Regions from separate parts of the Homo sapiens genome. Here region 2 is linked to region 1. A link is a loop called in an ENCODE intact Hi-C map of the cell type or tissue named here. Cell type or tissue: PC-9. All regions are shown on one strand. Links, peaks and the distances in the headings refer to the core of each region. The heading gives the core; the rest is flanking DNA.

Region 1 (11,115 bases), core at 1-8,000:
ATTTAGTTTTGAGACAGGTAGGAGTTCTTCAGGTAAAAGGGGTGGGGAACATCAGTGGTATTCCATTGGGGGAAGTGCTGGAAGCTCAGTTTTGATGTGTCAAGGGAAAGACATAGTGAGCTGAGATTATTATTATTATTATTATTGTTATCATTATTATTTTTTTCAGACAGAGTCTGGCCCTGTTGTCCGGGCTGGAGTGCAGTGGTGCGATCTTGGCTCACTGCAGCCTCCGCCTCCTGGGTTCAAGTGATTCTCCTGCCTCAGCCTCTGAGTAGCTAGGATTACAGGCGCCCGCCACCACGCCTGGCTAATTTTTTTGTATTTTTAATAAAGACGGAGTTTCACCATGTGTTGGCCAGGCTGGTCTCGAACTCCTGACCTCGTGATTCGCCCGCCTTGGCCTCCCAAAGTGCTGGGATTACAGGTGTGACCCACCGCGCCCGACTGAACTGAGATTATTTCAGGTGAACATGTACTTTGGGTAGAAAAGATCACAACAAACCTTGGAGGACACCAAAATGTAGGAGTAGGCAGAGGAAAGGGGGAGGCCAGACTTGAGAAGCAGAAGTAGGAGCAGAAAAGAGTGATGTTTAGAAAATCGAGGGAGAAAAGTTTCAAGGAGAAATGGCTATGTTAGGATGCTTTCAGCTGGGAAAACCCAACTGCTTAAATAGTAAGGAAAATTCTCTCACAAAGTCCAGAGGAAGAATGGATTCCAGGCTCTGATTCAGTTGGTCAACAGTGTCAGGCCAGGCACGGTGGCTCACGCCTGTAATCCCAGCACTTCGGGAGGCCGAGGCGGGCGGATCACGAGGTCAGGAGATCGAGACCATCCTGGCTAACATGGTGAAACCCTGTCTCTACTAAAAATACAAAAAATTAGCCGGGTGTGTTGGCGGGTGCCTGTAGTCTCAGCTACTCGGGAGGCTGAGGCAGGAGAATGGCAAGAACCCGGGAGGCGGAGGTTGCAGTGAGCTGAGATCGCACCACTGAACTCCAGCCTGGGAGACAGCGAGACTCCGTCCCAAAAAAAAAAAAAAAAAAAAAACCAGTGTCATCAAGGACCCATCTCTTCTTGGGTTTCCACAGTCAGGTTGGTTTCCTTTAGGGTTGCAAGATGACTACTAGTAACATACACACTTTCTCATTCTCTAGAGCAAGAGGAGGAGGAGAGAGAAAAAACTCCCACACTTGGTCCTTCAGTCTGATTGGACCAACTTAGGTCAGTTGTCTGACCCTGTAACAGTTGTCAGAGGAATGCCATGATCTGATTGGCTTAGACTAAACAGGATCAACCCAGGGTGGCGTCACTTAATCACAGGGGAGAGGAATGCATTCATGAACACAATGGAGTTCTTTTAGGAAGGAAGAGGGAGAATAGAGACTGGATATGCAACCAACAATGTCCATGACGGAGATATAAGCTAGATGAGATATGAGTTAGTTACATATCATGAGTCGTGTTCACTGATTTGGGCACTTTGGAAAGCTTTCATGATCCTTATACTTTAGGTTTACTGATGGAAGTGAAGGGTAGATTAACCTGGGTTGGTGACTGAGGGCCAAGTAAGTGGACACTATGATGGTTGATAAGCTTGACTATCAAGGGAAGGAGAGAGAATTTGGTAACTAGAAGGATATGTTCAGTCAAGATTCTAGAGAGAATACCTCAGCTGTGCAAGGGAGAGATATTCCCACCCGAGAGATGGAAGGAAAAGAAAGGTGCGAGAGATTGTAGACCAGTGGTTCTCCATAGAATGGTACGACTCAACAGAATGGTATGTTTTGGAAACTTGTGGGGTTGTTCTTTTTTTCTTTTTTCGTTTTTAACTTTGCAAAAATTATAACTGAAAATGGGGTTGTTCTTTATGTCTTTAGTTGTGTTGAACATTTACATACTGAAATATAATTCACATAAATCTTTCCTTTTTATTCACCTTTATGCTACCATCAGAGTATACTGATTTACTTTTTGGACTTATGCATGTAACTTAGTGATGAATTTTATTTCAGGATACCAGAAGAGTGTCAGAAAATATTTGTCATAAAATGGTGATGTTAGGTCTAGTAGTTGAGAACCAGTGCTTGTCAAACTTTAATGGGCATGTGACTCTTGTTAAAATGGATTCCAATTCAGTAGGTCTGGGATGCGGCCTCAAATGCTCCATTTTTTTTTTTTTTTCTAGATGGAGTCTCGCTCTATCACGCAGGCTTGAGTACAGTGGCGCAGTTTCTGCTCACTGCAACCTCCGCCTCCCGGGCTCAAGCAATTCCTCTGCCTCAGCCTCCTGAGTAGCTGGGATTGACAGGTGCGCGCCACCATGCCCAGCTAATTTTTTGTATCTTTAGTAGAGACGGGGCTTCACCATGCTGGCCAGGCTGGTCTCAAACTCCTGACCTTGTGATCCACCCGCCTCAGCCTCCCAAAGTGCTGGGATTACAGACGTGAGCCGCCGCACCCGGCCAGATTCTCCATTTTTTAACTAGTTCTATAGTTTTCGTTGGTCCCCTTTGACTAGCAAGAATTGAAGCCAATCGGTAGATGAATGGTTCTTGTGTTTTCGAGATGGATGGTCTTATGAACATGGTGGGATTTGGGAGAGGCACTGACCAAGGAACAAAAAGATAGGCCAGACCCTTTGAGGGCTCTGCTGAGAGCACTCCTGTATGTTTGTGCAGAGTGGGGATGGAGTAAACGGTAGGATTGATCGGGGTTTGGGAGTTAACAGCTTGGGTTAACTAGAACTGGAGGGCAAAGGAGTTAATAGTATAGGTGTTGGTAGTAAAAGTACAATGGTAGTAAAAGTGCAGTGTGTCTGACTAGTTATGTGCATATTAAGTACACATTGTACTTAAAATATATACTGCGATGTTTTGATATAGTTATTCATCTTCAGGTCACTAGGGGGCATTGGTGGATTAAAAAACACATTTGAAAAGCTGCCCAGTATTTGCATTCCATTGTAGGAAGCAGCTTTTCCTTGTGCTGCTGCAGGAAGTTTGAATATTGGATACATATACCCAGATTCACGTTATTAGATTTCCTTCATTACACAGATTTTATCCTAGTCCAACTATGGGCTGGGCATCATGCTGGACCCTGGTGGGTACAAGTGAAAAGACCCAGTTCTTATCTAGGAGAGAGGTCCCAAATCTGGCCACAAATCAGAATTATTCAAGGAGACAGTTTCCAAGCCCCTGCGCATGGTTCTGACTGACTTTTTAGTTGGCGTCCAGGAACTGCTAGTTTTGAAAAAGCCCCCCAAGGTGATTATGAAACTTTCATTTCAGAAGCTCACAATGCACTTACCAGCACAGACATTAAAGGTCCGTTAACGATGCAGTGGGTCTCAACCTTGACTGCATGTTAGAGCCACCTGGGGAGCTTTTAAAAGTCCCGATGCCCAGTCTAGAACCTATACCAATGACATCAAGAATCTCTAGGGGTAGGATTAGGCATCTAGTTTTTGGAGCAAGCAGCCAGCCTTGAGATCTACTGACTTAGAGGGAAGAGCAACAGCAGGGGGCATCAGAAGGCTTTATAGAGAAGAACATGCCTATGCTGATCTTTGGAGCTAGGCAGACAAGGTTGAAAGGGCCTTCCAAACAGAGAAGAAAAGCACATGCAAGGACACAGAAGTGTGAGAGTGTTCAGAACAGTGTTAAGACCTTGGGCTTCACTGTGTTCCTTGTGAGAGATACTAAAGTTTTCTGTAGCTGCTTCCTCATTTGTAAAACAAGGATGAGATGCTTACCAACCTCAAATTATTGTGTGGATTAAATTCATTCCTACGCAAAGCTTAGAACAGTGCTTGGCCCAAAGTAAGGGCTGAAGAAATGTGAGCTGTTACTTTTAGTTGGCATCTTGTAAGATGGCATCTTGTAACTACCTGTGTTACGGTGGTGCACGGTCTTGGGGCTCTCCAAAAGTATTTTTTATTTCAAAACTTGGTAGTCAGTTGGATGTGGTAGATGAGGGAGAAGGATAAATTAAGGTTTCTGCCCAGGCTTTTGACTTTTGACTGTGGGATCTATTCATTGAGGTGGGAACTATTCATTGAGGTGGGAAAGTGGAAGAAGGTTGAATTTGGTTTGAGGGGGAGGTGATGGTTTGGTTTTGAACAGGTTGGGCTTGCTGAAATATCTGGGCATTGGAAGGGGGAAATCAGTTGATGTAGAACCCCAGGGTATGGACTTTTCCTGCCACAGACGTGGGCTGGAAATTGGGAAATCATCAGCTGCTAACTGAAGCCTCCAGGGCAAGAAGGTGGCCTAGTGAAAACTGGTCTGTGTCACTTCCTTCCTCAAGGGCAAATAACATGACCTGTACTCAGAGCTCACCACACCAAGGAGCCTGAGTGAACATGTCCATGACTATGAGGTGTTATTACCTCACACATTCTTTGTGGCTTAGTGTAATACTTACATTGCCTGTCTTCCTGAAATTAATTTTCTTACCATGTTACTAGTATGTTACTAGAACTGCGCGGAGAATTACAATGCTAAATGGAAAAGGAAAATCATCTGTAAATTGGAAGAGTAATGTAACTTTTATACTTGAGCATTATTTTAAAAGCCACATATTTGGAAAGATAATGAAGGTTTTTTTTCCCTAACAGTTTAAGCATCTTCAAGGGAATTCTTCTTGAGGAATTATAGTAACTACATTTTTACTCACATAAATACATTTTTTATGTGCAGAATCAATTGGTTGTTTCTTTTTCCTTTCTTACCTTTCGAAGAAGTTAGACAGTGGATCACAGAGACGAAGAAAAAACTGCTCTGTAGCTCTGGATGCAATCTTTTCAGCCTCAGGTTCTAGTTGTGTTTCTGGCTGAGCGACCTTGTTGAGATTTCTTTTTTTTTTTTTTTTTTTTTGAGCCGGAGTCTTGCCCTGTCACCCAGGCTGGAGTGCACTGGCGCAGTCTTGGCTCTCCGCACCCTCCGCCTCCTGGGTTCAAGCCGGTCTCCTCCCTTAGCCTCCCAAGTAGCTGGGACTACAGGCATGCACCAGCACGCCTGGCCTAGTTTTTGTATTTTTATTAGAGATGGGGTTTCACCATGTTGGCCAGACTGGTCTTGAGCTCCTGACCTTAAGTGATCTGCCCTCCTTGGCCTCCCAAAGTGCTGGGATTACAGGCATGAGTCACCATGCCGGGCCAGTTGAGATTTCTTAATCTCTCAGCGTCCTCTGATCATGATCCTGTGGGGATAGTAGTATGTCCCTCTGTATCTCACAGGATTGTTGGGAGATTCAATTGAGATAATATGCGAAAAGAACCGTGAACTACAAAGCACTATATCAATGTAAGGTGTTTTCTGTTCCTCTTGTATCACATTTGTCCACTGAAGTAATCTATGCTTGCAGGTTAGCACTCTGGACTTAACAACTGTAAAACGTGAATTAACTTGGGTTATTTCACTTCTCATTTGGAAATGAATTCTGCTCAGGACACTGTAGCATTCTTCTATCTACTTCTGAAATGCAGATAGCCTCACAGTTGTAACTAACACTGGAAGAGGAGAAAGAAGAAGTAAAACGATACATTAAAAGAACGGAGAGATTAGAGGCACAGTGGAGGAGAAAAGTAGATGATGTACCAGACATTTATGATAAATGAATTGATTACCCCATGAGGCCTGTTGATATTTGTAGACTTTTATGACGTAAAGGTTTAATTTATAATCTATATGTATATGTGTTCCACACCCATGTCCTTTCTAGGCTAGACTGGAACTTCTTAGAGGCTAGGAAACGAACTTGCATATTTGTTTGTATTGTACATTTAAAATTAGATATATAAATGCATGTTATTAGGTGTGTAATAAATCTCAATAGCAAAGATATCTGTTTCAAAAAGTTTAGACTTATTTTTAATATGACAAGAAAGTACTAAGAGATCTTTAAAATAAAGGAATTGAAAGAGTGTATCAGTTGATTTTCCCCAATAATGCTTAAGTGGAATTTTACAGTTAGTTCATACAGCATGAAACTTTATATATTTTCAGGGACAAAAAAATCCTAGTCTAAAGTTATATTTTAGAATTTGGAAGTTATTTATTTTTCACTTTTGCTGAGTTTTTCCTAATTTTTGCATAGCCTCATGCCAGTTTTGTTAGAAAATTTAATCAGTGCCAATTTCTTAATGTGGTAGGTTTTTAAACTTATTTTCAGTGTTCACTAAAACTTGGAGAAGCAGGAATGTAGGGCAAGGGTCGTAGAGTTTTCAGTATGCTGAAAGCCTATGACTTTGATTGTTAAGCTATATTTTCCTGATACAGCTTTATGCATTATGGATAGTATAGTTGAATTTTAAGTGAATATTGTTTTAAAGGCACTTTAAGTGCAGTTATCCTTTGTCTTCCTATTTCTGGCTGTTTGAAGCAATGCAGCGTGTTTTATTCAAAGCCCACACTGGCTCCCGCTTAAGGACTTCTTTGTTTGGTTCCATGAGGATGAGGAGCCCCCTCTGTGGGAGCTAGAGATAGATCCACAAGTGCATGTTCATTGCCTTAGTGTGGAGGAATTCCCAGTAGTTTCTTTTTTCAGATATTCCTGAAAAGAAGTCTATTCCTTCTTCTGAACAGTCTTTTAAAATGGAATATATGAAACTAACTAATAAAGGTTCTTTTTTTCTTTTCCCCCATTCCACAAACTTCAGTCCTTGTGAACTAGCCTGTTTTTGTTTGTGCTTGCTGAAAATGAGTCTCCTCTCCTATTAGAGATGCTGATTCATGTGACATGGGTTAGACTGGTGAGTGAGTAAGTAAGCAAAAAGTGATTATACGGGCTCCAAGAAGTTTCCTACATTGTCTGTTGATGGTTTACCTCACTTGGCAGATAGAACTGAGCCTGTTTGTGGAGTCACACCATTTGGGAGTCCTGTTAAAGTTGCTGGGTATAGTCCAAACATTTACTTTACTTGTTTTTGTTCCTTATTTTTGCACAGATTTTCATTATGAGGTCAGATGGTTATCAACCGAATTGAGTCTTGTACATGATTTTTTTTTTCCAAAAAAGGCTTACAGTTTTCCTTAAAGAAGAAAAACGCACATGAATAACTGAGATGAAGTCAAAGGCAGTTTTCATTAGTGAGTTTAGAGTTCTCTGTGCACATGGTGGTCTGTTAAGATATGAAACCCGGGTCTAGGCCCGACGTGGTGGCTCACACCTGTAATCCCAGCACTTTGGGAGGCTGAGGCAGGAGAATTCCTTGAGTCCAGGAGTTTGAGACCAACCTGGGCAACATGGCGAAACCCCGCCCGTCTCTACAAAAAATGCAAAAATTAGCCAGGTATGGTGGTGCCTGCCTGTAGTCCCAGCTACTTGAGAGGCTGAGATGGGAGGATCACTTGAGCCCAGGAGGTTGAGGCTGCATTGAGCTGTGATTGTGCCACTGCATTCCAGCCTGAGTGACAGAATGAGACCCTATGTCAAAAAAAACAACAACAAAAAAAGAGATATGAAACCCATGTCTAGGTAGATTTTTTTTTTTTGAGACAGAGCCATGTGTCTAGATAGAAACCTGTGTCTAGATAGATTTTTTTTTTTTTTTTTGAGACAGAATCATGCTCTGTCTCCCAGGCTGGAGTGCAGTGGCACAATCTTAGCTCACTGCAACCTCCACCTCCCAGGCTCAAGCGATCCTCCTGCCTCACCCTCCTGGGTAGCTGGGACTATGGGCACGTGCCACCATTCCCAGATAATTTTTTGTATTTTTTGTAGAGAGGGGGTTTCACCTTTAGCCTGTTGCCCAGGCTGGTCTTGAACTCCTGGGCTCAAAGGATCCGCCCACCTCGGCCTCCCAAAGTGCTGGGATTACAGGCATGAGCCAGCATGCCCTGCCCAGATAGATTTTACTTTGACAGACTAGCTCTCCTATTAAATGATGTACATTTTATTAGTTGCTTGGAAACACAGATGCATTTGAAAAGCTAAACTTGAAGTAAATGTTTCCCAACGATTTTTTCCTCCCTATATTTCCTTAATTCAGAAAAGATTGAGTGGGTCCCAGGATGCCATTCTAATAGAGAAAAAAACACATATATATAGGAGTCTTAAGTAGCAGTAAATTTCTGTCTGGATGAGGAAGTTCAAAATAAATTCTGGACTTGATAAATTACATATTATCTGTGTTCCAAGTCTTTAAAACCAGTATAGCCCAACTGGATGACTCAAAACCTGCCTAAATGAACAATTATCTCACTCTTTGGCCCTAAGGTTTTCTTCCTGTTTATCGCACAAGTTTATTATTTTTCTACATGAATTTTATAAAATCTAATCGCTATCTTTAAAGAGTAGAAAATGAAACAATTGCAGATGAGACATTTTGTTTGCTTTGCTGACCTAATTTTGTGGTGAATTCTACCCTCCAAAGATGAAACAGAACTTGGTTTTCTGTGAGAAAAAGATAATATTAGTCTTGAAAACAGCCTCATTTTTTTCTCTGCTTATCTCTTTAGATTGTAGTCTGTTTACAGTGGATGAGAAAGAGCTAGGAAATACCAATTACTGTAGTACAGAACTAAAGAATTAAAAATTTCTCATAAAATAGTTCTATGTTTGTTGTATTAGGAAGAGTTTTTTTAATGTTGTTTGAAGTCTAAACTTTACTGGGCATGGTGGTTCACACCTGTAATCCCAGCGCTTTGGGAGGCCAAGGCAGGAGGATTGCTTGAGACCAGGAGTTTGAGACCAGCCTGGGAAACATAGTGAGACTCCATCTCTACCAAAAAAAAAAAAAAAAATAGCTGAGTGTGCTCCGTCACACCCATAGTCCTAGGTACTTGGGAGGCTGAAGCAGAAGGATTAGGTGAGCCCAGGAGTTCAAGGCCACAGTGAGCTATGATTGTACCACTGCACTCCAGCCTGAGTGACAAAGGGAGATAAATTCTTGGCTTTATATCCTCCTTTGCTGTGAAACAGATCGAAATGATTGTGGGTTTTATTGTTATTGTTAAAGTATGAGTGCTCCCAAATTTTACATTCAAATGAATGCATCAAAACAGTCGTTTTGAGAGGATAGATTTAATTATACTGTCATTATATTTATTCCAAAAATTCTATCACTGATCAAAACATTTTTACTCTTCCTCATTTGGAATTATCTTCAAACTTTGTGGCAAACCTTTATAATATCCTCAGGAGCTAGCCATTTTTGTTCTTTGCATGTTACAAAACAAATCAATGGTTTTTTTGTAAAAACTTCAGGAAATAGAGATAAGAATTACCTTTAATATCACCACCTATAGACAACCACTGTTAACATCATATTTTTTTTTTTTGAGACGGAGTCTTACTCTGTTGCCCAGGCTGGAGTGCAGTGGCGCCATCTTCGTTCACCGCAACCTCCATCTCCCGGGTTCAAGCAATTCTCCTGCCTCAGCCTCCTGAGTAGCTGGGATTACAGGCGTGCACCACCACGTCCGGCTAATTTTTGTGTTTTTAGTAGAGACAGGGTTTCACCGTGTTGGTCATGCTGGTCTCGAACCACTGACCTCGTGGTCTGCCCACCTCAGCCTCCCAAAGTGCTGGGATTACAGGCATGAGCCACTGCGCCCGGCCCTAACATCTTTTTAGACTCCGTTCTGGACATATTCAAATATACCCTTGGTATGACATTTTCAAAAAACTCGGTGGAATCATACTACAAGTCCCCTTCCTCTTTTTTTTTTTTAAAAAAAATGCCATTTTCTTTTCTTCTTCTTCTTTTTTTTTTAGTAGAATGAGATAATCTTATTATTGACCAAGTTTACATAAAGCTTGATTCTTTACCGCCACCACCACCACAACAGAAAGAAAAGTTTATGTTGGACACTACGTTTAATTAGGAGATGTAGAAAAGGTTCCAGTAGAGATTGTTTTAATGAAGACTAATATTGTAATTTTTTTTTCTATTTTACTCTAAGTCCTGGGATACATGTGCGGAACATGAAGGTTTGTTACATAGGTACACATGCCATGTTGGTTTGCTGCACCTATCAACCTGTCATCTAGGTTTTAAGCCCCGCATGCATTAGGTGTTTGTCCTAATGGTCTCCCTCCCCTTGCCCTCCATCCCCTGATAGGCCCCAGTGTGTGATGTTCCCTTCCATGTGTTATCATTGTTCAATCCCACTTATGAGTGAGAACATGTGATGTTTGGTTTTCTATTCCTGTGTTAGTTTGCTGAGAATGATGGTTTCTAGCTTCATCCATGTCCCTATAAAGAACTCATTCTATTTTATGGCTGCATAGCATTCCATGGTGTATATGTGCCACATTTTCTTTATCCAGTCTATCACTGATGGGCATTTGGGTTGCTTCCAAGTCTTTGCTATTGTAAATAGTGCTGCAATAAACATAGGCGTACAGATGCCATTTTCTCATCTTTGTGTGTGTGTGTGTGGAGATAATGAATCTTTTTTTTTTTTTGAGGCGGAGTCTCACTCTGTCACCCAGGCTGGAATGCAGTGGTGCGATCTCGGCCCACTGCAGCCTTTTGCCTCCTGGGTTCGAGCGATTCTCCTGCCTCAGCCTCCTGAGTAGCTGGGGCTACAGGTGCCCACCAGCTAATTATTGTATTTTTAGTAGAGACAGGGTTTCACACTATGTTGGCCAGGCTTGTCTCGAACCCCTGACCTCAAGTGATCTGCCCGCCTCGGCCTCCCAAAGTGCTGGGATTACAGGCTCGAGCCACCGAATCCGGCCCATTCTCTATTCTTTACCACTCTTATTTAAAATATATCGAGACTGATTTTCTTTACTTTTTTTTTTTAAGCGGAGTTTCACTCTTGTTGCCTAAGCTGGAGTGCAGTGGCATGATCTCGGCTCACTGCAACCTCCGCCTCCAGGGTTCAAGCAATTCTCTTGCCTCAGCTTCCTGAGTAGCTGGGATTACAGGCGCACTCCACCATGCCTGGCTAATTTTTTCTATTTTTAGTAGAAACAGAGTTTCACCATGTTAGCCAGGCTGCTCTTGAACTCCTGACCTCAGGTGATCTAACCAACTTGGCTTTCCAAAGTGCTGGATTACAGGCGTGAGCCACGGCGCCTGGCCGAGACTGATTTTCTTTTAGGCTTAAAATGTGATCTGAAGGCATTTAGAAATGGAAGCCATATGATTACATATT
Region 2 (11,115 bases), core at 187-8,186, 210 kb after region 1:
GGGGGCTCTTTGGGGACCCTTCCCTTGCTGTCTACCTAAGGAAAGCTAGCTAACTCCTCTCAGAGTGATGGTGCACACCTGTAGTCCCAGCTACCCAGGAGGCTGAACTGGGAGCATTGCTTGAGTCCAGGAGTTTGAGGCTGTAGTAAGCCAAGATCACGCCACTGCACTCCAGCCTGGGCAACAAGTGAAACCCTGTCCCCCCCCACCCCCCCAAAAAAAGAAAACTGACATTTGTTAATTGCCTTTCTCTGAATTCTACTGAGATTGAAATTAAATTGCTTATTGTTTTTGTTGTCTTTTTGTTAAATTGCTCACGTAATTTTGGATACCAGAATCTTCACCCCAAATCTGTCCTCTACCAATACAGATATAAAAGCTAGAGGTTTTGGTTTTTAATACAGGACTTTTAAGAAGATGAGGTGAAGCAAACTAACGGATATACACTAGGTTCTGGATTATTAGTGTTATGTCCCTCTCAAAGAATAAAGGAGAATTTTTGACCGGGAGCGGTGGCTTACGCCTGTAATCCCAGCACTTTGGGAGGCCGAGGCGGACGGATCACCTGAGGTCAGGAGTTCAAGACCAGCCTGGCCAACATGGTGAAACCCCGTCTCTACTAAAAATACAAAAATTAGCTGGGCATGATGGCAGGTGCCTGTAATCCCAGCTACTCAGGTGGCTGAGGCAGGAAAATCGCTTGAACCTGGGAGGCAGAGATTGCAGTGAGCCGACATGGCGCCATTGCACTCCAGCCTGGGCGACAGAGCGAGACTGCGTCTGAAAAAAAAGTTAAAGGAGAATTTTTACCCAGCACCAGCACTGCTAAGTTCTAGCATACATCTTCCTCATGTGAGTTGGACATTGTTTTATATTAAATAGTCTGTGCTGAGATCCCAGTTTTACTTCAGGCATTTATTACCAAGTTCTTAGTTTTTGCCTCCATGCTTCTTCAATGTGTAGTCTTTGAGGATGCTGTCTTTTTCACTGGTTTCTTTAGGAGAGTTTACTTCATTCTAGTATGCTTTGCACTGTGTTGGGCATGTCCATGTGATTCTGTGGTAACCCAAATCTTCTGTCAACGTGTTCCATCTGATACCTGTGTTTGCTCTGATCCAATCTGCTTTCTTGCACCTTTTTGAATAGAGCCAAGCACTTGACTCCTAGAGAACTGAAGTTGCACCCAACTCCCCTGGGGTTTCAACATTTTTCTTTTTCTTTTCAATTAGTTTGTGCAGTTTATCTTTCTAAAGATATACTTGATTCTGTGGGATGGCTGGGCTCACCTGGGAGGTTCTTCTGTTCCATGTAGCATTGGCTAAGGTCACTCAGTCAGCTCTGTTCATCTGGGAGTTCATCTGGGGCTGGGACATCTGGTGCCTCAGCTGGGGTGGCTGAGGTGGCTGGCTACCAGCCTGGTTGGATTTCTTTCTTTTTTTTTTTTTTTGAGTCAGAGTCTTGCTTTGTCACCCAGGCAGGAGTGCATTGGCACTATCTTGGCTCACTGCAACCTCCGGCTCCCGGGTTCAAGCGATTCTCCTGCCTCAGCCTCCTGAGTAGCTGGGATTACAGGCGCCCACCACCGCGCCCAGCTAATTTTTATTTTTTTAGTAGAGATGGGGTTTCACCATGTTGGCCAGGCTGGTCTCGAACTCCTGACCTCAAGTGATCTGCCTGCCTCGGCCTCCCAAAGTGCTGGGATTACAGGCGTGAGCCACTGTGCCCGGCCTTGGATTTCTTTTTTTTTTTTTTCTTTTTTTCTTTTTTTTTTTTTTCTTTTTGAGGTGGAGTCTCGCTCTGTCACCCAGGCTGGAGCGCAATGGCAAGATCTCAGCTCACTGAAACCTCCGCCTCCCAGGTTAAAGTGATTCTCCTGCCTCAGTCTACTGAGTAGCTGGGATTACAGGCACGTGCCACCATGCCCAGCTAATTTTTGTATTTTTAGTAGAAACAGGGTTTCACCATGTTGGCCAGGCTGGTCCAGAACTCCTGACCTAATGATCTGCCCGCCTCAGCCTCCCAAAGTGCTAGGATTACAGGCATGAGCCACCGTGCCCACCCGGCCTTGGATTTCTTAAATGGTGGCTTGAGGGCTCTAAGAGCAGCCAGATTCCCGGGTCTTAACCACAGCACCCTCCTTCCTCTCAAAGCCATTTTCTTGGAGGGATCAGTGGTGTCACTGAAGGTGGTAAGGATGAATACTGGGAAAAGGCCACTGATTGGATGATTAAGAGGTCCCTATTAAAAAGAAAGTTTCAGCCAGGCACAGTAGCTCATACCTGAAATCCCAGCTGAGGCAGGAGGATTGCTTGAGGCCAGGAGTTCAAAACCAGCCTGGCAACATAGTGAGACCCTATCTCTACAGAAAATAAAAAAATTAGCCGGTCGTGGTGGCACGTGCCTGTAGTCCCAGCTACTTGGAAGGCTGAGGCGGGATGATTGTTTGAGCCCAGGAGTTTGAGGCTGCAATGAGCTGTGATAGTGCCACTGCACTCCAGAGTGAGACAACAGAGTGAGACCCTGTCTCTAAAAAAATAATAAGTGCCGGGCGCAGTGGCTCACGCCTGTAATCCCAGCACTGTGGGAGGCCAAGGCAGGTGGATAACTTTAGGTCAGGAGTTCGAGACCAGCCTGGCCAGCATGGTGAAACGCCTATAGTCTCAGTACTTGGAGAGGCCAAGGTTGGTGGATTGCTTGAGTCCAGGAGTTTGAAACCAGCCTGGGCAACATGGTGAAACCCTGTATCTACAAAAAATAGAAAAATCAGCTGGGCCTGGTGGTGTGTCCCTGTAGTCTCAGCTACTTGGGAGGCTGAGGTGGGAGAATTGCTTGGGCCCAGAGGCAGAGGCTGTAGTGAGCCAAGATCGTGCCACTGAACTCCAGCCTGGGCAACAGAAGGAGACCCTGTCTCAAAAAAAAAAAAAAAAAAAAGATGTAATCATATAATTTTTATATGTGGCTAACACATATGTGTCAGGCACTGTACTAGTGACATTAAAATGTATACTCTCATTTAATCCTTACAGTAATTCTTTGAGATCAGTACTATTATTACCCACATTTTGCAGATGAGGAAACAGGCTTAGAGAGGGAAGGTAACTTCCTGAAGCCTAACTTGTAACTATATAAGTGGGAGAGGCGAGACTAGGTCTAGAATTTTGGTCCTTTGCCACATTTCTGACATATTTTCTCAGCTATTATAGTAAAGGGTTAACTAATGCCATCTATATATGGATCAGAATGCAGTCAAGTCTCAACCATAAGAATGAATTATGGCTGAAATGTTCTGGGCATTTGGTTTATTTCCTCTTAGAATAAAACTTTTGCGACAATTGTGATTGACTCTCTAAATTGACTTGTGGTTTTTTTTTTCTTTTGAGATGGAGTCTTACTCTGTCGCCCAGGCTGGAGTGCAGTGGCACGATCTCAGCTCACTGCAACCTCTGTCTCCCGGGTTCAAACAATTCTTCTACCTCAGCCTCCCGGGTAGCTGGGAGTACAGGCACCCGCCACCACGCCCAACTCATTTTTGTATTTTTAGTAGAGACTGGGGTTTCACCATGTCAGCCAGGCTGGTCTCAAACTCCTGAACTCGGGTAATCCGACCTCCTCTGCCTCGCCTCCCAAAGTGCTGAGATTACAGGTGTGAGCTACCGCGCCCAGCTGAGTTGTGTTTTCTTTCCCTTCTGTTGGCAGCAAGTAATGAATTTACTATAAAATAGGAAACAGAAAAGAGGAGTTAAAAGAAGGGATTAGGGCCAGACGTGGTGGCTCATGCCTGTAATCCTAGCACTTTGGGAGGCTGAGGCGAGCGGATATCTGGAGCCCAGGAGTTCAAGACCTCCTGGCCAACATGGCAAAGCCCCATCTCCACAAACAAATGAAAAAACTATCCAGGCATGGTGGCACGCATATGTAGTCCCAGCTACTTGGGAGGCTGAGGCAGGATAATCACTTGAACCCGCGAGGCGAAGGCTGCAGTGAGCCCAGATCGCGCCACTGCACTCCAGCCTGGGCGACAGAGCGAGACTCTGTCTCAAAAAAAATTATATATATATATATCCGCCAGGCACGGTGGCTCACGTCTGTAATCCCAGCACTTTGGGAGGCCGAGGCGGGTGGATCACGAGGTTAGGAGTTCGAGACTAGCCTGACCAACATGGTGAAACCCCGTCTCTACTAAAAATACAAAAATTAGCCAGGCGTGATGGCGGGCGCCTGTAGTCCCAGCTACTCAGGAGGCTGAGGCAGGAGAATCGCTTGAACCTGGGAGGCGGAGGTTGCAGTGAGCTGAGATTGCGCCACTGCACTCTAGCCTGGGCAACAGAGCGAGACTTTGTCTAAATATATATATATATATATATATATATATATATATATATATATATATATATATATATATATATAAAATATATATTTTTAGACAGTTTATATATATATAAAATATATATATATATTTCTAACTATGGGCTTGAAATTAGTAGGACATAAAAATGAGTGGGCTTGAATATTTAAAAAAAGAAAAAACATCAGAATGCATCATGCATAGTAATGTTAAGTGTTGTGTGACACGTTATGTATGCACATGGTACACACATCTACGTGAGTACTAGGTCACAATGTAAAATGTACTTCTACATGGATTATGGTTAAAAAGTTTGACCTTCCATCATGGATGGAAGGAGTATACTTAGTAAAGTTCACATACCTATTTAAGTTGTGCTTAGTTTTAAATTGTTCTGAATTTCTAAGTTATTTTCCTGTTTTTTAATAAATTAAATTTGTAAAAACATTAGTTTGACAGTTAATTGTTGCTCTTTTAGTTTAGGGTAACGCTCCCCCGCGTTACCCCCCACCCCCGGCGCACCCCCCCGCCCCCACCCCCATCCCCACCCGCCCCGGCTTCACAAGTGGCTGTTTGCTTTCTGTGGGCTGGGTGCCATCTTGTGGCCTTTGTGTTACAGTGCAGTGTATTCCCTTTAACACAACTTGGAAATCCTGTTTCTGATGTCCAGAGTGAACTGTACAAATAGCCAGAGCTTGAAGTAATGAAATCAAGACTACAGATTCCATTCTTTTTTTATTATTATTATTTGAGACAGGGTCTTGCTCTGTCACCCAGGCTGGAGTGCAGTGGCTTGATCACGGCTCACTGCAGCCTGGACCTCCTGGGCTCAAGTGATCCTCCCACCTCAGCCTCCCAAATAGCTGGGACCACAGGCGCACACCACCAGGCCTGGCTATTTTTAACAATTTTTTTATAGAGTTGGGGTCTCACTCTGTTGCCCAGGCTGGTCTCAAACTCCTGAGCTCCAGTGATCCTTCTGCCTCAGCCTCCCAAAGTGCTGGGATTACAGACATGAGCCACTGCCCCCAGCCTTGATTCAATTCTTAAAATTTCCATCTGGCCTTGGCCCCACATTTGACCCCTAACCCTAGCCAATCAACTCTAAAATATGTGCCATTTCCCAGTAGATAATCATCAAAGAGGAAAACCAGTCAGTCCTTGGTTCTCTTGACGTTGGGTGATAAGTACTGTCTTCTTCTGTAAGGGCTACTTGCAGATGATATGGCCTTCAGTGGAGAAATGGGAAATGGGTGTACACCTCTTCTTCCCTGTGAAACCTTCCCTCATTCCATCCCTGATTTTTCTTGTGGTTGTTTGTGCTCACCATGGAACCTCCACAGGAGCTGGTGTTTTTAGCACTTATTCCAAGGTATTGCAATTCCATTTTTAAATATTTATTTATTTATTTATTTGAGACAGGGTCTTACTCTGTCACCCAGGCTGGAGTGCAGTGGTATGATCATGGCTCACTGCAGCCTCAACTACCCCAGGGCTCCAGTGATCCTCCTGCCTCAGCCTCCCGAGTATCTGGGACTACAGGCGTGCACCATCACATCTGGCTAATTTTTAAATGTTTTGTGGAGACAGAGTTTCACTATGTTGCCCAGGCTGATCTTGAACTCCTGGGCTCAAGTGATCCGCCTGCCTTGGCCTCCCAAAGTGTTGGGATTACAGGCGTGAGCCTCTGTGCTTGGCCATAATTCCTTTTCTTACATGCTTATTTCACTTATGAGACTGTGGGCTTCTTGAGGGAAGGAATTGTATCAGATCTTTTTATTCCTATTGTCTAGCAAAGTCCCTTGCACATATTTAGGTAATAAATGTTTTTTGTGTGAACAAATATACGATTTAGGTGAATTTGGGTGTTCGAGTTGGCTTTTGAATTTGTTAATTAAAAAAAATTGTAAGTTTAAGACTCAGGAAGGAGGCTCTTTTAAAATATATTTTTGGGCTGGGCACGGTGGCTCATGCCTGTAATCCCAGCACTTTGGGAGGCTGAGGCGGGCCATTCACTTGAGGTCAGCCTGGCCAACATGGTGAAACCCTGCCTCTACTAAACATACAAAAATTAGCCAGACATGGTAGTGCTTGCCTGTAATCCCAGCTACTTGGGAGGCTGAGGCAGAATTACTTGAACCTGGGAAGCAGAGGCTGCAGTGAGCCGAGATTGTGCTGCTGCACTCCAGCCCCTCTCAAAATAAATAAATAAAATATATTTTTAGCATTTTACATAAATGTACAATATTATGCTAAAATTGTTATTTAGTAATAGGATTGGTAAAAATTACTTTGCTATATGAAACTAAATACATAGTAACTATGATAAACATTTTCTTTTCTGTTGAAAAGCTAGGTAAAAAATATGAGTTTATAGAAGCATCTGTGTGTGTATATATACATATGTATATCTATGTGATATCATTATATATATGTGATATCATTATATATATATAGCTTTTTGTCCATGGTTCCTGGCTCATAACTCCCATAGCCCTTATTATTTCCCAAGTGATTAAGCAATAAGCATATCTTTTGTTAAAGTGTTCGTCCTTTAGTCCTTGGTTCCTGAAGCAGCTTTGGAAGTGCTTCAGAGCGATCAAAGGAAAAGACCATCTTTGGTTTTAATGTGCGGGTGCTGTAGGCCTCAGAAGCAGGGCTCAGAAAACAGCCTCTCCCGCTGACCTTCTCATACTCTCCTTTTTCACCTGCTCCTTTGTCTCTCCAAGGCAGGCCATAGAAACTGAAAATATAATCTGCCCCCACCTTTGTATTTGGAGCCGGTCATAAAGAAATTCTCTGACCTACCTTGTCTGATTGTAGGTCATAAGATCCTCATTTTAGAAAGGGTCCTGCCCTCAACCCAGGAGGAAGGAGTGCCGTGCAGAGAGGCCAACAGGAATCTGGACAGGCCTTGCTAGGATTCCCCACTCCGTCTATTAGCATTAGATCATGCCCTTTTTGCCCAATCACGTTTTGCACTTGATCTTAGCCAAAAGGCCGAGAAGCGATCCAATCACATTTTGACACGGTTGTCCATGCTTCAGTCATGCCTATCCAATGAAGTCTCCATAAAAGGCCCAAGAGGACCAGGTACGCAGAACTTCTGGACAGCTGAGCTGGTGAAGGCTTGCAGGAAGGTGAACAAGAATTCACCCATGTGTTGGGATGATGGTGCACCCCAACTCCACGGGAATAGAAGCTCCCGTGCTCAGGACCCTTCCAGACCTCGCCCTATGTGCCTCTTCATCTGGGTGTTTATTCGTATCCTTCAAAATATCCTTCATAAGAAACTGGTAAGTGTAAGTGGGCGTTTCCCGGAGTTTTGCAAGCTGCTCTAACAATTGAGCCTAAAGAGGGGGTCATGGGAACCCCAACTTGAAGTCAGTCAGTCAGAAGTTCCAGAGGCCTGTACTTGGGAGCTGGTGTCTGAAGTGGGGGCAGTCCTGTGGGTCTGAGCCCTCAACCTGTGGTATCTGATGCTATATCCAGGTGGACAGCATCAGAATTGAATTGGATCAGAAGATTCCTGGCTGGTGTCCACTGCAGAATTGCTTGCCTGTTGGTGGGGAAAATCCCTACACCCTACACATTTGGTCACAGAAGTCTTCTGTATTGATTGTTGTCATGTGAGAACAGAGGAAAAACAGTTTTTCTTTTTCTTTTCTTTTCTTTTTTTCTTTTTTTTTGAGACAGGGTCTTGCTCTCTTGCCCAGGCTGGAGTGCAGTGGTGTGATCACAGCTCACTGAGGGCTTGACCTTTTGGGCTTAAATGATCCTCCTGCCTTAGGCTCAGGAACAGCTGGGACTACAAGTACAAGACACCACGCCTGGATAATTTTTATACTTTTTGTAGAGATGAGGTCTCACCATATCGTCCAGGCGGGTCTCAAATTCCTGGGCTCAAGTGACCTTCCTGCCTCGGCCTCCCAAAGTGCTGGGATTATAGGCATGAGCCACTGCACCCAGCTGTAAAAGTTTTTTGACCCTATATATATGTATGAATATATATAGACACACAAATACATAGATATGTGTATATATATTCCCCTCCACTGCAGACACTTTTATGAAACTTTTTTTTTTGAGAGAGAGTCTTGTTCTGTCACCAAGGTTGGAGTGCAGTGACACGACCTTGGCTCACTGCAACCTCCGCCTCCTGGGTTTAAGCGAGCACGTCCAGCTAATTTTTGTATTTTTAGTAGAGACGAGGTTTCACCATGTTGGCCAGGCTGGTCTTGAGCTCCTGACCTCAAGTGATTCGCCCGCCTCGGCCTCCCAAAGTGCTAGGATTACAGGTGTGAACCACTACGCCCGGTCTATGAAATTATTTACCTGAAACACATATTTTGTTACATCTTATATATTAATAACCTTGTATTCAAAGATTTCTCAGTGACATAGTGTTGTCACAAAGTTCATAGGGGGGTTAGGATACCAAAATATCATTAAATAATAAAATAGTAGTTAATGTGTTTGAGAACAAAATATACAACCTGGAAACCTAGTGACAGATGGGAAGTTTAGGATGTAGGGTTAGATGAGCTCTTGGACAGAGAAGAGACAATGGGGATGTGGTGGGGAGGGCGTGAGGAATGATCTCTTGTGTGAGATTCTAGGGACTAAGAAATCCCTGAAAGAGCTGTCCACCATGATCACTGGAAACCTCAGAACACTGGCCAGGCTTAAATGTGAAATATTCAACAGAAGACTAGAAATTATAGGGAGAAGCAGGGAATAATAGATGTCATTCATATATTAGTGCACTGGAAAGATATTGCCTGGTGTGTTTCATAGAAACTTCAGGTCACTTCCGTTTATTTGAGATGGAGTCTCATTCTGTCGCCCAGGCTGGAGTGCAGTGGCACGATCTCGGCTCACTGCAACCTCTGCCTCCCAGGTTCAAGCCATTCTCCTGCCTCAGCCTCCCAAGTAGCTGGGATTACAGGTGTCCACTACGAAGCCAAGCTAATTTTTTGTACTTACTAGAGATGGGGTTTCATCATGTTAGTCAGGCTGGTCTTGAACTCCTGATCTGAGGTGATCCACCCGCCTAGGCCTCCCATAGTGCTGGGATTACAGGTGTGTGCCACCGCGGCCAGTCAGTCACCTATTTATTTACATTTTTTTTTTGAGATGGAGTTTCGCTCTTTTTACCCAGGCTGGAGTGCAATGGCCTGATCTCGGCTCACCACAACCTCCGCCTCCCAGGTTCAATGGATTCTCCTGCCTTAGCCTCCTGAGTAGCTGGGATTACAGGTGTCTGCCACCATGCCCGGCTAATTTTTGTATTTTTAGTAGAGACAGGATTTCTCCATGTTGGTCAGGCTGGTCTTGAACTCCCGACCTCAGGTGATCTGCCCACTTTGGCCTCCCAAAGTGCTGGGATTATAGGCGTGAGCCACTGCTCCTGGCCTCCTATTTATTTACTAATTTTTTTTTTTTTTTGAGACAGAGTCTCGCTCTGTCGCCAAGGCTGGAGTACAGTGGCGTGATCTCGGCTCACTGCAACCTCCGCCTCCCGGGTTCAAGCGATTCTCTTGCCTCAGCCTCCCCGGTAGCTGGGATTACAGGCATCCACCACCATGCCTGGCTAATTTTTGTGTTTTTAGTAGAGACGGGGTTTCCCCATGTTGGCCAGGATGGTCACAAACTCCTGACCTCAGGTGATCTGCCCGCCTCAGCCTCCCAAAGTGCTGGGATTACAGGCGTGAGCTACCATGTCCGGCCTTATTTACTATTTTTTAAATGTTTGTGGGCAGGTCATCTCTTGATCTATTATTTTGGGTAAGCTCCTACTGTTGTGGCATTGTTCTGACCTCCTGCTGTACAGGCAGCTACTAAATGATACTGGTCTCCTCCTTTCCTTAGTCTCTAGAGCGGGTTTTCTCAACATTGCCACAGTTAACATCTTGAAGCAGAAAAGTCTTTGCTGTGGGACTGTCCTGTGCATTGTAGGATGTTTAGCAGCACCCTTGGCCTCTACCCACCAGATGCCAGTAGTAGTTTCAGTTTTTTTTTTTTTTTTTGAGGCGGAGTCTCACTCTGTTGCCCAGGTTGGAGTGCAGTGGCGTGATCTCGGCTCACTGCAAGCTCCGCCTCCTGGGTTCACGCCTTTCTCCTGCCTCAGACTCCCGAGTAGCTGGGACTACAGGCGCCTGCCACCACGCCTGGCTAATTTTTTTTGTATTTTTTTTAGTAGAGACGGGGTTTCACCGTGTTAGCTAGGATGGTCTCGATCTCCTGACCTCGTGATCCACCCGCCTCAGCCTCCCAAAGTGCTGGGATTACAGGCGTGAGCCACCGCGCCCGGCTGTATTTTCAGTTTTGACAATAAAAACATCCCAGATATTGCCATGTCTCCTGGGGGCAAAATCTCCATCCCTCCCCATTGAGAAGCACTGCTCCAGATTATGGTAGGTCAGCATCTTCTGGGAATAGGTCTCTAGTAGCTGCATCCTGGTTAGGCCCAGGGTCCATCGTCTCCAGTAGGGCAGGGGACTATCCTTTCTCAACTCTTTTTCCAGTCTTGTAAATGGCCACGAGACCATCTTTTAAGATGTAAGCTTGGATTTATGGACTTTCAGAAGTCAGCTCTTTGAAGGGATAGTTTATAAAAGGCACTGACAAAAGGGGTGCATTTAGTGCTATTTTATTCGGAAGCTATGTATATCACTCAGTTAATACGAAAAGTGGTGAGAGGCCAGGCGCTGTGGCCCACACCTGTAATCCCAGCACTTTGGGATGCCGAGGCAGGCAGATCACTTGAG

Evidence for each region. Peaks named below come from ENCODE experiments on the same cell type or tissue, not always from the same donor. Only the 100,000 strongest peaks of a DNase experiment are listed, where the experiment ranks them.
Region 2: it touches region 1 in a loop (15-fold over the local background); 99 of 110 quality-filtered maps call a loop at or near these places.

The regions. Positions count from the first base shown.
Region 1 is chrX:23,894,441-23,905,555 of GRCh38, reverse strand. The region is part of intron 1 of APOO (apolipoprotein O); the gene reads left to right. Among named protein-coding and RNA genes, the nearest start is that of APOO, 7.9 kb to the left of the region's middle. In PC-9, for the core only: CTCF peaks have their summits at 2,877 (motif pointing right), 3,226 and 3,520 (motif pointing right); DNase peaks (open chromatin) are centred at 2,935, 3,545, 4,335, 5,135 and 1 weaker place; H3K27ac peaks cover 4,237 bases.
Region 2 is chrX:23,688,559-23,699,673 of GRCh38, reverse strand. No RefSeq gene overlaps it. Among named protein-coding and RNA genes, the nearest start is that of PRDX4, 27 kb to the right of the region's middle. In PC-9, for the core only: a CTCF peak has its summit at 5,007; no DNase peak of the experiment used is centred there.